Regions from separate parts of the Homo sapiens genome. Here region 2 is linked to region 1. A link is an interaction called in ENCODE POLR2A ChIA-PET data of the cell type or tissue named here. Cell type or tissue: Panc1. All regions are shown on one strand.

What was found. Peaks named below come from ENCODE experiments on the same cell type or tissue, not always from the same donor. Only the 100,000 strongest peaks of a DNase experiment are listed, where the experiment ranks them.
Region 2: POLR2A ChIA-PET joins it to region 1 with 10 read pairs; 3 of 35 experiments call an interaction of 5 or more read pairs at or near these places.

What each region holds. Positions count from the first base shown.
Region 1 is chr4:183,545,566-183,548,065 of GRCh38, forward strand. It overlaps LOC101929996 (a long non-coding RNA gene), which reads left to right. Exons shown (of 4, transcript XR_939540.3): 3 at 1,687-1,723. Among named protein-coding and RNA genes, the nearest start is that of ING2, 42 kb to the left of the region's middle. In Panc1, no CTCF peak of the experiment used is centred here; no DNase peak of the experiment used is centred here.
Region 2 is chr4:183,637,455-183,639,954 of GRCh38, forward strand. It overlaps RWDD4 (RWD domain containing 4), which reads right to left. Exons shown (of 8, transcript NM_152682.4): 8 at 2,181-2,500. Among named protein-coding and RNA genes, the nearest start is that of RWDD4, 20 kb to the right of the region's middle. In Panc1, no CTCF peak of the experiment used is centred here; DNase peaks (open chromatin) are centred at 207 and 1,195; H3K27ac peaks cover 1,790 bases.

The DNA.
Region 1 (2,500 bases):
ACTCAGGCTGGAGTGCAGTGGCGCCATCTCAGCTCACTGCAACCTCTGCCTCCTGGGTTCAAGTGATTCTCCTGCTTCAGCCTACTGAGTAACTGGGATTACAGGCACATGCCACCACTCCTGGCTAATGGTTGTTTTTTTTTTTTTCGTAGAGACAGGGTTTCCCCATGTTGACCAGGCTGGTTTTGAACTCTTGACCTCAAGTGATCTGGCCTCCCAAAGTGCTGGGATTACAGGTGTGAGCCACTGCGGCTGGCCCCCGTTCCAACTCTTGACCTCTTGTCCCTGGGTTCGTTTCCCTAGAGGCAGGCATTGATTCTAGTTTCTTGGGTATCCTTTTGGACAAACTGTAAGGGTGTTCTTAGTCTGTTGAGAGAACCCTTATCTAACAATGCTAACCCCATCCCAACATACTATCCTTTTTCTTTTTTTTTTTTTTTTTGAGGTGGAGTTTCACTCTTGTTGCCCAGGCTGGAGTGCAATAGTGTGATCTCAGCTCACTGCAACCTCCGCCTCCCGGGTTCAAGTGGCTCTCCTGCCTCAGCCTCCCGAGTAGCTGGGATTACAGGTGCCTGCCACCATCACGCCTGGCTAATTTTTTGTATTTTGAGTAGAGATGGGGTTTCACCATGTTGGCCAGACTGGTCTCGAACTCCTGACTTCAGGCAATCCACCCGCCTTGGCCTTCCAAAGTGCTGGGATTACAGACGTGAGCCACAGTTCCTGGTCTGTCTATGCTTTTTCTAAAAAATATTTTCAATTGTGATAAAATACACATAACATAAAAATTACTATCTTTGTATGTGTGTGTGAAACTGGGTCTCACTCTGTCACTCAGGCTAGAGTACAGTGGTGAGATCATGGCTCACTTCAACCTCCGCTTCCAGGGCTCCAGCAATCCTCCCACCTCAGCCTCCCAAGTAACTGGGCCCACAGGCATGCGCCACCATGCTCGGCCAATTTTTAAATTTTTTGTAGAGATTAGATCTAACTCTGTTGCCCAGGGTGATCTTGAACTCCTGGCCTCAAGACATCCTCCTGCCTTGGCCTCCCAAAGTGCTCGGGTTACAGGTGTGAGCCACTGCGCCCAGCTACCTTACCTGTTTTTAAGCGTACAGTTCAATGGTATTCACTACATTCATATTGCTGTGTAACCATCACCACCATTCATCTCCAGAGCTCTTGTCATCTTACAAAACTAGACCTTTGTACACACTAAACAATAACTCCCCATTCTCTCATCCTCCAGCCCCTAGCAACCACGAATCTCCTTTCCTCTCTGTGAATTTGACTACTCTATGTACTTCATATAAGTGGACTTGCACAGTGTGTCGCTTTTTGTAACTAGCTTATTTCACTGGCATAATGTCCTGAAGGTTGATCCGTGTTGCAGCATGTGGCAGAATTTCCTTCTTTTTAAGGATGAATACTATTCCATTGTGTGTACAGAGCACATATTGTTTATTCATTCACCTGTTGATGGATGCTTGGTTTGCTTCCACCTTTTGGCTATTGTGAACAATGCTCCATGAACATGAGTGCACATGTCTATTTTTTGCTGTAATTTTTAAATATAGCATTTGTCATGCAGGATATATGTTATGTCTGATATATGTATTGTTTGCTACCTCTCCCTCCCAACTAGAATCTAACTTTTTGAGTTCAGGAATTTTGTTTTGTTCACAGGTGTATCCTCAAAACTCAGAGCAGAGTCTGGCATATGGTAGGTGCTCAATAAATATTTTGCTGAATGAATGGATAGTGGACTAATAGTCATGATTCCACCAGAGTTTCTGCACTGAGGTCTATTCTATTGCCGACCATATTGCTAGGTGGAGGAAAGCTTTTTTTTGAGAGAGAGGGTCTTGCTCTGTCACCCAGGCTGGAGGGCAGTGGCGCAATCTTGGCTCACTGTAGCCTTGACCTCCCAGGCTCAAGCAGTCCTTCCACCTCAGCCTTCCAAGTAACTGGAACTACAGGCACATGCCACCACACCCAGCTATTTTTTGTAGAGACAGGGTTTCACCATGTTGTCCAGGCTGATCTCAAACTCCTAAGCTCAAGCGGAACGCCTGGGCCAAGCGATCTGCCCACCTCAGCCTCTCAGAGTGCTTGGATTACAGTCATGAGCCACTGCGTCCAGCCTCTGGAGGAAAGCTTTTGAACAAAGTTTTCAGTTAATTGTCTTTCACTTTCCTAATCTCTAAAGTGGTCATCAGTCTTTTTTTTTTTCTTTTTAAAAAGTTAAGCAATTTATTTATAAAAGACAAATAAATATTATATATATTTATGGTACACAAGTCACATTTTGCTATCCACATACATTGTGAAATGATTAAATCAAGCTAGTTTGCATATCCATCACCAGACATGCTTATTCTTTTCTTGCAGTGAGAACATTTAAGATCTATTCTCTTAGCAATTTTCAAGTATGAAATACATTATGAGTAATCACAGTCACCACGTTGTTCAATAGATGTCCAGAACTTATTCATCCTAA
Region 2 (2,500 bases), 92 kb after region 1:
TCCTCATATTGTGCAATGTAGCTTTACTTAATTGATCTTCAGGAATAATGCAAAAATCAATGATAAAAGTCCTTAGCCCTTTGAAAGGCACATTTTGTGCCTCTGAAAATTAACAATCTTCATATAAAAGTCGTTTCATCTTTCGCGTGCTCTGATCAGTGGCTTTCACACTTTTTTCATGACTCATTTTAATAAACTTTACATAGTGACTCAGTACCCATACATGCACACCCCAAACTAAAGTTTTCACAGGGAAAAAAAACCCTCTTACAACAGGTAGTGCATGCTGGTATTTTCTGTTCAATTCTATTGTCTCCCATTCCATTAAAAAATGTTAGTAAAGACCCCTAATTAATTTCCTCACTAAAGGAACACAAATTTGAAAATCACTCTGGGTTACATATTACTTATTTTTTTGTCACATTAACTGAAAATACTGAAATTTTGAATCTTAGATGTCCAATCCCTCTTGTTCTGTTTTCACTCTGGAATATTCAAAGGTAAAAACACGCAAACACAAATCTCTATTGTTACTACATAGCATGACTTTTATATTTATTATTTATTTTTGAGACAGGGTCTTGCTCTGTTGCCCAGGCTGGAGTGCAATGGTGTGATCTCTGCTCACCACAACCTCCATCTCCCGGGTTCAAGCGATTCTCATGCCTCAACCTCCTGAGTAGCTGGGATTACAGGTGCCTGTCACCACGCACAGCTAGTTTTTTTGTATTTTTAGTAGAGATGGGGTTTTGCTATGTTGGCCAGGCTGGTCTTGAACTCCTGGCCTCAAGTGATCTGCCTGCCTCGGCCTCCCAAAGTGCTGTGATTACAGGAGTGAGCCACCACACCCTGCCAAATTTATGGTTAAAGCAATCACAGCCAGCCCTCTGGAAACACTGGCCGAATCCTCAATACTGCTCTCTTCTGGGAATCTGGAGTCCTGGTTACTCGGGAGCCTAGGTCCTGGGGAGGCTGCAGTGAGTTATGATCGTGCCACTGCACTCCAGCCTGGGTGACAGAGCAAGACCCTATCTCTCTACAAAAAAAAAAAAAAAAAAAGAAAAGAAAAACCCTCCGAAAAAATTCCAAGATCCAGGGTTAGGCACATCTACAGTACCAAGCAGGGCTTGGTGAAAGCTTGAATCAAGCAACAAATAAAAAAAAGCTGTGGCCTGTGACAAAACGGTGTGGAATGATTCTAATGCTGCAATCAAAAAGAGAAAATCCAAAGTGCCGGCCAGTACCCGTTTCATTCCATAGGATATTTAAACATATCAGATTTGTCAAGGTTCACTGCAAGTGTATTTGTCATCTTTAAATTCAATTTCAATTTTTTCATTTCAAGAAGTTCTCTTTGGTTTTCAAATCTTCTGATAATTGTCTTGTTCCCCATTCAGTTTATTTATTTAAAACACACTTTGAGTCTGTAGAGTATCACTATACCCTTGTGGCTCCTGTTCCCCTAAGATTTTTGGGCAGGCTCTCATGCCTTGCTTTTATGTATTGTGATTTTTGACTGTGAGGACACATTCCATAAACTCTTTATGGGGCACCTCACTGGTGGTCTGGGTTCAAGTTGAGTTCTGAAAGAACAGAGATGTGTGTTCATTTCTAACAGTTACCTAGAGCCCCTACTGATTTGGTTCAACTAAGATATTGGCTTGAGGTTTTGTCTGTTTTAAAATCATACATAGGGGGAGGAATTTGGGCTGAAATCCAAGTGTGAGGTAACTTGGGGGCACAAACTGTCAGGAGTGTGTGTGTATCCATACTTATATATGTGTATATATATGTATATACTTATATTTTACTCTTCCATCCAGAACCAGTTCCAAGACAGAAATTTCCTCAGGGCTCGCACTGGAGGATGGGCCTCAGTCTTACAGATGTGTCGGGGGTATGACTCCCTAACCTAGGCTGATCCTGGCCTTCATCTCTTGTCTTCTGGGCCCTTGAAGCTGAAAACTAAAGCTGTCCTTAACCTCTAGGTTCCAACTTTCACTGAATTTTTTGGCCTCTAGGCATTCCTTTTCTCCTGTGAGCTCATTTGAAAAACATTTTTTAATCCAACATTTTGAATAGTTTCTAGTAGGAGGGTACATCTTGCACCATAAGGCCATGCAGATTTATAAAATCAACAATTCTCTCTGAAGTGATCTGAAATAAAATGTGTAGAAAAATCGCTGTGTATAATTCAGACTTTATTGCTTATTAATTATGTCACTCCACAAAATTTTAAGTAAACAGACATTGAGAAAATATACTGGGAGTGTTAAACAGATGACGGCAATATTGATGAGGCTGTTCAAGTGTTTTACATAAGGTAATAAGAGGTACCACCATCACCAGAACCCCTACAAATTTTTACATTTCATATAAAAAGAGTAAAAATAGTTCATTGGCATGTAACTAGCATCATTCTCTGTAATCTATGAGCCATAATAAGCCTGAACAATTTCAGTCTCTTCAGAGCAAAACAAAGTATTTTATTCCACTAGCA